Linked DNA regions of Homo sapiens: region 1 is linked to region 2. A link is a loop called in an ENCODE intact Hi-C map of the cell type or tissue named here. Cell type or tissue: endothelial cell of umbilical vein. All regions are shown on one strand. Each heading gives the region's core, and the rest is flanking DNA. Links, peaks and the distances in the headings are about the cores only.

Region 1 (5,386 bases), core at 275-5,274, 220 kb before region 2:
CAAATCTAACATTAGTAGAACCAACTGTGTACTTACTACTCTACTGCACTGCTCTTCAGAAGGTAGAAGAAAACAACGTAAGCATTGACATATATCTTCACTTCTTAGGGAAGCCAGGAAAAGCACAGTTATTTACCTGTAAACATTTGTTACAGTGAAGGAGGGCTGTACTGTTTCTATTTAAATGCAAATAATAATTCACAATGTTGTGTAGAGAGTGATTTATTTTGATACGTTTTCCCCCTAGCCCTAGGATTTTAGGTCAGCTACTAGAAATATTGCCCAAGGACATCTGTTCAAGAACCAATTTTACAAAAAGGTCATGTATTCCTTAATATAAGTATCTATGGTCAAGGATAAAAAACCAATCAGGCCTAACAGGATTTATAAGGCGTGGGTTATGAAAAGATGTTCCTTAGAGGGTTGCAGTTCTATGAACTGAATCAGGAACAATTTGGAGCTTCGGGAATGATCTACTTACTGCAAACTGTAATATGTCTTAAAAGACCAAACCAATTATAGTTATCATTATCATTATAAACCTTCTGCTTTCTATCTTAATTATATTACTCCATCATAACTTCAACAGATAGATACTGTGTTCAGAGAAAATTTACATTCTATATCCTAATTATATATGGATACATATTTAAACATAGAAGCAAGACTTTGAAAATTAAAGTGTTTACAAGTTATACACTGTGACTATTTCTAAGAAAACTGGATTACTATTTAGAGATTTATATAAAAAACTGATTTTCCTGTGTGGGAAGATTTAGAGCAAATCTACTAGAAGATACAGGGGCAGATTGGCCATTCCCCAGTCCCTTCCTACTTTTATATGTAGGGGACACTTAACAAGAGACAGGTCCTTGGGTTAGACAGAATCACTTCTGGGATCAAGTGGAACATTCATAGTTACCTGTAGACCAGGTAGGGGCATAGGATGCTGACAGAGGCTACATTTTAGATTTCTTGAGGTACAAACAGTCCCTACTCAACTTCCCTGATTACAATGTAGATGAGTTAAGAATAGTGGCGAATGAAAAAAGAGAGAACAATAGAGACACATAGTATTTTGAACCAAAAAGTTATATACAGATGTAAAACACAAGAAAAGTTGCTTCATGCAGACACATCAAAAAACTATAGCAGATTGCATTTGTTAGAAAGAGAGAGAAAGAGAGACAGAGAAATATTTTTGCCTGGGGATAGTAAGCATAATCTGAGAATATCACTAACAGTTTTAGTTGTTCTATATTAGTACTTTCATATAAGTATATATTTTAAAAGTAATTTCATGATGATGCAATTATGTTTAGAAGAAATTCAGAGTTTTATAAGGTCACTTTAATCCAGAAAAATATTCTTTAAAGTTTAAAAATACTGTTTTTTTCCTCCTTTAAAATGTTCCATTGATATTTTATTGCAGTAAAATATTCAAAAATGGTTATGCTTACTATTTCTCATCAGTCAGAATGGCTCTTATTAAAAAGTCAAAATATAATACATGTTGATGAGGTTGCAGAGAAAAGGGAATGCTTATGCACTGCTGGTGGGAATTGTAGTTCAGCCACTGTGGAAAGCAGTTTGGAGATTTCTCAAGGAACTAAAAATAGAACTACCATTTGACCCAGCAATTCTATTACTGAGTATCTACCTTAAAGGAAAATAAGTCATTCTACCAAAAAGCCACCTGCACTTATATGTTCATTGCAACACTGTTTACAAAAGCAAAGACATGGAACCAACCAAGGTATCTACCAATGTTGAATTAGTAAGAAAATATGGTACATATACACCATGAAATACTACATAGCCATAAAAAAGAATTAAATCACGTCCTTTTGTAGCAACATGGATGCAGCTGGAGGCCATTCTTGTAAGTGAATGAACACAGAAAGAAAAACCAAATACCATATGTTCTCACTTATAAGTGAGAGCTAAACATTGAGTACACATGGACATAAAGCTGGGAACAACAGACACTGGGGACTCCAAAAGGGGGAGGGTGGGAGAGAGGCTGGGGCAGACAAAGTACCCATTGGGTACTATGTTCACTATTTGGGTGACGGGATCAATAGAAGCCCAAACCTCATCATCATGCAATATAACCATGGAGCAAATCTGCACATGTACCCCTTGAATCTAAAAACAAGCAAACAAAAAAATGGTTATATAAAAGTCTGCAAGCTGTAATCAATGACAGAATAAATGGAATTTTTTTTCTTAGCCTTTAGGAAAATGCCAAGACATATTCCCACCTCTCACATGAGTTGGTGGTTTAAGAATTTGGTTTGCAAAACACAATTTAATATTTTATTTATAGAAGTCAAGAGAAATGGTAACAATTTAAAATTTTGATTCTTGAATATCTGTGCTTGTTAAAAAGAAAAGGTGTGTGGGTGTGTTGAAGGGTTTTTATTCCATTACTACCATAAAATCTACTTTTATTTACGTCTTTTAGAATCAAACTTTTAAAACATTTGCTAAAATTTCATAAATCTCATATGCCAAAATTCAGCTGAGCCAAACTCTTAGTTACCTGTTCTCCGTTTTTGAGCTGCAGTAGCATTTGGTAAACAGAATGCCCAGAACCTCCTCTGAAAGCACCACTAGCAGGCACTGTGAGAGCATTTTCATTCAAGTTCATTCGACTTGGGCAAAAAGAGAACAGCGGCTTACATCAACTGAGGATCAGTGAACACAATCTCATAGCAACAGACACCAAAACAGTCCCTCATTACAAGCCTTGTCCAACAATCAAGTCTTTAACGAGAACAAAGGTTGACAGTGATTAATCATTAAGCGGTTCCCTGTTCCTTGCTGCACGTGTTCACAGCAGCCTCCTACAGAGGCAGTCTGGCATATTTCCTGTCTCTGTGCTCCACTGTGCCATGTCTGAAGGGACGCCCAGGCAGCCTTCTCACTATTTTAATTTCAAATGCTACAAACATCTACAGAGTCTCTATGTGCACATGTCTTGACTTTTATTCTGAGCCTGGCAGACTCTGAATGGATATAGGGAGTATGAACATAATAAGCCGTTAACTCCACATCTGCTTACTAGATTATGTTCAAAGACAGTATAAGAAATTGATTAAACACTGTTTTCTAGAATAAACCTTTGAAATCTGTTTGTTTCCTTAAGCAACACAATGATAAGTTGCTATAATTTAGTTGTGCAGTGAACAGAAGATACCTTCACTACTGTTTCTACATAAAAATAGCTTCTGTGTTGTCAAAGCACCATGCTTTGACAAGCAACAAAAACATTTTCAGAAACCTCTTTCAAATAATTCTGTTTCACAAGGCAACAGAATTATAAAGTCAACTAATGCTGCCACCATTTTATTCAATGTTCCCTTTTCCTGTGTCTTTTTTATGACCTGTCTGGGCATTATCTATCTTAGTTGGTCATGCAATAGCATATGTATTCACCTTAACAGACTAACTTGGAGGGTTTTTATTTTCTCTCTTTCAACATGTACATTTCACTGATGACCATGTTGCCTGTAAACTGCTAGGAGCTCAGGTGAAAAGAGAGAGTTATGAGATACAGATTTCTGAGAGGTGAGGGGCAAGGGTTAATTGAAATTTTTAAAATGATCAAGGGAAGTAGGTTATGTATCAACAAACATATTGTTTTTCCAATAACAAATGTCACATTTAAGAACAACAAAATGAGATAACCCTAAGCATTCTTTGTATCTATTCACTTCTCTCTTCAAAGTAATCAGAATTAAGTAATGTGAGGTCTCCAGTAGCTCATGTAGTAGATTATAACTAGTCCATCTACAATATAAAAGCTAAAGTATAAAATCCAACCACAAAGTGATACAGGACTGCTAGGAAGGGAAGAGTGTGGTCCCTTTAAATGACATGGAATGGGGGAAGCAAAGTACTGGGTAGAGAAAGGCAGGTCCCTGGCAAGGGCTCCACTCCAACGACCTAGGTGAGGACAGGCACTTCCTGCCCAAATGTTGCATTTCCCAAGACCACCTGGGCCTGCCACAACCCCATCCTGGGCCTATAAAAACCCCAGACCCTAGCAGTAGACACAAAGGCAGCCAGACGTCGAGAGGAGCACACTGGCAGAGGAGCACACGCACAAGCACTGGCGCCTGCAGGCCGTCAGCAGGACACTGGCGGGACGAGGTGGGGCTGTTGGAGGAGAGCCAGGGCCACCGAGCAGCCCACCTCCAGGGAAAGAGCATCTTCCTTCTGGTTCCTCCATCTGCTGAGAGCTACTTCCACTAAATAAAACTTTGCATTCTTTCTTCAAGCCCACGTGTGATCTGATTCTTCCTGTACACCAAGGCAGGAACCCAGGATACAGAAAGCCCTCTGTCCTTGTGATAAGGAAGGGGATCTAATTGAGCTGGTTAACACAAGCCACCTATAGACAGCAAACTAAGAGAGCACGCTGTAACACATGCCCACTGGGGCTTCAGGAGCCGTAAACATTCACCCCTAGACATGGCCGTGGGGTCGCAGCCCCACAGCCTGCCTGTATGTATGCTCCCTTAGAGGTTTGATCAGCGGGGCACTGATGAAGCGAGCCACTTCCCCATCTCACACCCTGCGAGGGGGACAAGGGAATCTTTCTTGTCTCAAAAGTATAAAATATGCAATTCTCCCAGTATACTCAGCATTTTAGTATACAGCTGCAGTTTCTTTAAACTGAGTATATTCACTGAGGAATGGGAAATGACAATGCCACTCTACGAACAAAAAGACTACCTTATTATTGGTAACTAGGCTCTCCACAGGGATCCTTGCGACAGGGATGACACAGTGGTTGTTGACTCACATTAATATCAAAGCAGCCTGAGAGGAAACCACATTCAGAAAATGAACTTAACCACAGCCTCCTGGAATCAACATTTAAAACTAACATCGGTGAACTCTGAACTGAGAAGGAAAACAGTGATGAATTGTAGAGAGAAAGCTTTCAGGTTTTCAGGTGGTCTCAAACTACATTCTTACAAACCAACCAATTGATTATTTTGACTCAATTCAACTTGTAGTAAAAAACTCTAACTGGTTCTGTGTTATCTCTGCAGTTAGGGTACGTCAACTTCACCTCACACAAACATACTTTTAAAACAATATTTGACTTGAACTGGTCTGCTTATCCTCTTTCTCTAATTTGAAGCTCCACTTGTAACATTTGGGGGCTTATGTCAAAGTCTTAGAACAAAGACTTAAATCAATTACAAGTTAAAGGACTTAAAACTATGTGTAGATGGCATGGAACATTGAAGCAATTTCCAAATCATGGGGTATGCAAATCTCAAAGAAATTCCAATGCATGTTTGAGTCATTAATTCATCAATAACTATAATAGCTATCATGTGTTGGACACTTTCTCCATATCAGTCAC
Region 2 (5,386 bases), core at 124-5,123:
CTGAGCAACATGGTGAAACCCGGTCTCTACTAAAAAATACAAAAATTAGCTGGGCGTGGTGGCGGATACCTGTAGTCCCAGCTACTTGGGAGGCCGAGGCAGGAGACTCACTTGAATCTGGGAGGCGAAGGTTGCAGTGAGCCAAAAATGGGCCACTGTACCCCACCCTGGGTGACAGAGCGAGACACTATCTCAAAAAAAAAAAATTAGATAACCAATACAGATTGTACAGAGATCGTACGAGCATTCTCATTGTAGTTATTCATAGTTTTAAATCTATGATCATTAATGTCCAAGGTAGCAAGGAAATTTGAGCTGGTTATCAAAAATTGTAATCTGGAACCCACCTTTAGTTGATCACCATTCATTCAATTAATTACATATTTAGCAAATACTTATTGTCTCCTATCAGCCAATCACTATGCTACATCTTAGAAATACAAAGACAAATAAGATATGGTGCATGTTTTTAAAGGCTCAATATCCTAGTGTTCCCCACCACAGATAGCATGGGGATTGAATCTGAGGAGGCTTTATTGCCTAAAAAGTTATTTAAGAATGATTTTATGTCACAGGGAAAGAATTTGGGTGGAATTCAAGAAAAGACTCTGGGCCAATTACAGTTTTAGCAGGTAAGGTCCCAAACAATGCCAGACCAGACAAACAGCTTCAGGCTTTGAAACTAAAGACAGTGGTCTCAGGTTGTGTGACAAATAGAATTCTATGCAATGGCCTGTCTGTCTATATAGTCTCTCACACATAAGAGCAATCATTGCCAATAATGCCATCCTCAGGCATGAAGGACAGTGACATTAATGGGAAGAAAAATATTCCATTAGTAAAACATCCCCTAATTAATTCTAATCTGTTCCCTGGAAAAGCTGCTCTAGAGGAAAGATTTTTTTTCTCCACATGCCAAACTGCCAAGCATTACTTTGGAAAATTTTCCATTTAGTTTCAAGGAATATTAAAATGTTTCACTTAGCAAAAATTAGAAATGAATCTATTTCCTAGCTCATATTATATATAAAGATAAGATTTTTACAGACAGTGTCAATTCTTAATTGAGCATATCAGCTAAAAGCAACTAAATTCTATTAGTCTCTGAATTGACATTTATTATTATTCTTATTCTTTACTATAAAAATGCACTTAAGTACCTAAACTGCATGCCATCTTAGAAACTGTGATACAGCAATGACAGATGTAGCCCTTATTCCCCTAAAAACTTTAAATTTGTCAGATAAAATTAGCAGAAAACAAACAAATCAAAACTGCATAAAATAGAATATCTTCACATCAATTCATTAGTGAAACAGTAAAAAATGTTACGTTCAATGGAGGAATATGAAACACAACAAAAGTGACAAACCAGTAGCTACACTATGCCTCAATAAGTATTCACAGAATCAGCAACATGTCAAGCTGTCTCCTACCTCGGGGCCCTTGTACCTGCTAGCCTTTCCCTACCCAGCAAGTTCTCTCTGCTTAGCTATCATGTTAATCCTTCAGATCTGAAAGCATGTGCCCCTTTCTTCGGGAAGTTCTCCTTGACTCCCTAAAATTATATCAAGTTTTCTGACTCTCTAAACTTTCCTTAATATCACTTATTATAGTTCATAGTTTCCTTCTAATAGGTATATACTTACCCTAGTACCTACGCATAATCCTGTAGTGATCCATTCCTTAATATTGCTTTTCATAGTTCACAGTTATACATTTATGTGATTATTTCATAAATAAGTCTCATTCACAGCTATACTGTAAGTTTCATGCCAAGAATGCAGGGAGTGGTTCTCTCATCCTCCTGTTTCAGCCCAGTGCCTGGCACACTGTGGTTGCACAATATATATGTGAATAAATGAATAAATGAGCAGTATAGTATGTGTTCAGAGCATGAGCTCTGAAGTTAAACATATTTCAGTACAAACACCATAATCTCACTATCCAATTATGTGACTTTTGACATAGTTTGCTCCTCTCTGAGATTCATTCAGTTTTCTCATGGGTAAAATGGAAATAATAATAATAGTAGTTTCCTTATATGGTTGTTGTAAGTTTAAATGAGAAAAGGCATACAATGTGTTTTGCTTAACACCTGGCAGAGAACAAGTGTTTATTGTTGTTGCTGCTGTTATTATTTATGTCTCTGTCGCCATCGAATGAAATCATTACAAACTCGGCCAGGTGCAGTGGCTCATGCCCGTAATCCCAGCATTTTGGGAGGCCAAGGCAAGCAGATCGCTTCAGCCCAGAAGTTTGAGACCGGCCTGGCCAACAAAGTGAGACCCCTGTCTCTACAAAAACTACAAAAATAGTGGAGCGTGGTGGTGCACACCTGTAGTCCCAGCCACTCGGGGGGCTGAGGTGGAAGGATCACTTGAACCTGGGAGGCTGAGCCTGGAGTGAGCTGAAACAGTGCCACTGCACTCCAGCCTGGGGGGAGAAAAAGGGAACACTACAAACTCAATTCTCTCATATTTTTTTCTTCTTGTTCAGGAAGGTGGGAGAGAAAGTACTGATTGAGTCTATCTCTGATGAGCTTCTGGACAGCCCAGTCTTGGCCACATCGGGTTTCCAGACATTTTTGCTGCCTGGCTAACTCCCCATGGCATCAGCTAACTTCAATCACTCCCTCCAGCCATCACCAGGCTGGATTCTTGGTTTCCTATTACTATCTAGAGGTAAAGCTCTTTAATTTATCTTGCTTTTCTCCTTCATGCTAGCACCCAGTTCCTAGGATATGACACTGTGTAGAGCTAGGTCAGAAGAGAAATGAAGTCACACTCAAAAATGGTTCCACTTTTCCAACTTCCAAACACTTTCCCCAAGTCAACCATGTACATACACCTTGACTTTCCTCTCAGGATGACTTCCTGCCACAACTAATGGAGTGCCTGGCTAAAAATAAACAAATAAAATAAGAAGATGGCCGCTGTCCACCTTCCATTGGGACATTTTACTTTTGAGAACAAACATTTAGTCACTGAAGCTGAGGAAGTCCTCATTCAAGGACAGGGTTTCCTTGCTCAGTCGGCCAGACCAGACCAGACAAGCCTCATGCGCCTGAAGGTCCTGGCTCCTGGACCCTCACTGTATTTATAAAGTCTTAACAGAGTGACTGTGAATTCCATTGTGGTGATGCTGCCTCCGGCTGGCAGATGGCCATGGTTTCTAGACTTCATAAGCAATTTTGAGGCCTGCAGATATGGGCATTGAGAGCACTAGGCTCTCCTTTACATATCTATGTTCACGCGGTCTCTTGTAAAGTTATCTTTGACATATTTTAAACTTATTAGTTGTTTTCTGAAAATGTGGCTACTTCTAGTTGAACAAAAAAAAAATGCTCCCTAGTCTCTCACCTCCTGAGGCATAGCTTTGTAGAACAATCTATAGAAATAAAGAGCTTTTAGGAAGTTCAGGGTTGAAACAAAGAAAAAGAAAGTTGTTTCTCAGCAGAAAAATGCAACAAAGCCTTTCTTCTTACCAAATAACTTAAGAATGTCTGAACAAAAACATCCCAAACCTGGCTAGTGCCAGAATTTCTCAGATAAGTCAAGAGAGGGGAAAAACACAAATCACACCCCAAACCACCAAGAGATGAATGAATGGCAAAAAGAAAACAATACATAATTTAAAATGTTGTTAAACATTTAAAGAAGTAAATTGTAACCATTTTCTAGAACAGCAATTATACGTAAGAGTGTTTTCTAATTAATTTTCTTCTGAAAACAATTGGTGAGATCCTGCAGAGATTCCCTCTCTTCCCCCAAGGCCTTTCACACCCCTGGAGCCCCAGGAAGCCCTCTGAATCTCCACTCTCTACCTACCTAGAGGATCCCTTACCAGATACTACCTCGTGTGTCATGTTGTAAAGCATTTCTCACAATGTGGCTAGTCTTTCTAACCAGACTGCAAGCATCCTAGATACAGAAATATAATCACATGATCTCCCCAGAAGCTACCATGGTGCCTTGACTACATATCGATTGATTCATTTAAGAATTTCTAAATGTTTTCTTCAAACCAACAGAGAATAAAAATCTGAATGAGTACTTCATTGCATTATACCAGTATAAAAGCAGAACTGGCAATACCATAAATTTGAAATTACTCACATTTTGAGGAAATTGTAGACTCTTTGGGCTGCAGAGAAATATCATTGCTTGGTGCTCACTCTCACATAACATTCTGTCTTGCAAAATACCAGACAGATATCAAAAGCAGGAAGGTGGGTGTGGATATGGAAAACAGAAATCAATTTGCAGTATTTTGGTATCCTAGAACCAGTGAAACTTTTTCTTACACAGAAAAGTACTATGTTTGGTATGCAAATATTATTATTAAACTTAACACCAGTTGTTAAGTTTTCAGAATTGTTATCCTCAATAGGATAAGCTGAAAATTGAAACAGCTTTAAGAAAAAACATTTAACGAAACGTGGGATGTTTAATGAAAAATTTCCCACAATATGACTGTCCCTGGTCCCATTTTTAGAAAGAAAATCCTGAGCTATTTAGAATATGGAATGATGAATATGGATAGACCTGGCTAGTCTAGAATAGTCTAGGATAGAATATGAGTATGATGATGACAACATTTGTGCAAAAATTTTCAGTTTATAAAAATACATCAAAATTCATTAATACCTCTTTCAAAGATTTATATGTTTTGCTCATTCAAATATTTGTATATATCTATATATATTTGTACATCTTGATTCTCAATTTAAATGCATTACTTCACTTACTGCTCTTTTAAGGATTTATACATATTCTTTTTTCAATGATTTATACACAGTGCTTTTTGATGTAGGCAAATGAAGCAGCTGAAATGTTAGAAGAACAAGGTTGTAACTTAACTACTTTATAGCATCCTATATGCAGAGTTGAAGACTAGACATACTAGCTCCCTTTCTTCAAATGGGTAAACGAATACACAGAAATGTTAAATAATTTACTAAAATGTATGTAGGGATGACTGCCTCTTGAGTTTCCTGATTTCCAGGACAGCCCACATCAGATTATGTTGATTCTTTTCTGGCCAGTCTGAGACCTATAGAGTCCCAACGTTCTCTGATTTCATCCATACCTATCTTTGGAAATAGTCCTCAGGAAATGAGGGAACAATACGAAGCCTAATGTGCTGTGATGTGTGTAGAATATATTTGACACTTGTCTCGCTAATTAAAACTCTACTTCTCTACCCAAATAGCGGTGTTGTAAGAGATCATCACACTCACTTCTGCATTTCCTTCCTTATTTAATGTCCTCATGGTCACATGAGATGACTAAATGCTCAGGTCCTGAGCTACATTTCCATGTTTAGTAAATCAGGAAATAGTGAAAGATATGTCTTGTGACATTTTCATTCCAAACTTAGACTA

Evidence for each region. A loop is a pair of places that touch in the nucleus more often than their neighbours do. Peaks named below come from ENCODE experiments on the same cell type or tissue, not always from the same donor. Only the 100,000 strongest peaks of a DNase experiment are listed, where the experiment ranks them.
Region 1: a loop joins it to region 2, with 6 times the contacts of the local background. A loop is called at or near these places in 4 of 110 quality-filtered maps.

Annotation. Positions count from the first base shown.
Region 1 is chr11:96,009,566-96,014,951 of GRCh38, forward strand. All of the region lies in intron 2 of MAML2 (mastermind like transcriptional coactivator 2), which reads right to left. Among named protein-coding and RNA genes, the nearest start is that of MTMR2, 88 kb to the left of the region's middle. RefSeq lists an enhancer at 2,472-3,075. In endothelial cell of umbilical vein, for the core only: a CTCF peak has its summit at 2,610; a DNase peak (open chromatin) is centred at 2,746.
Region 2 is chr11:96,225,639-96,231,024 of GRCh38, forward strand. All of the region lies in intron 1 of MAML2 (mastermind like transcriptional coactivator 2), which reads right to left. Among named protein-coding and RNA genes, the nearest start is that of MIR1260B, 110 kb to the right of the region's middle. In endothelial cell of umbilical vein, for the core only: no CTCF peak of the experiment used is centred there; a DNase peak (open chromatin) is centred at 3,153; H3K27ac peaks cover 3,361 bases.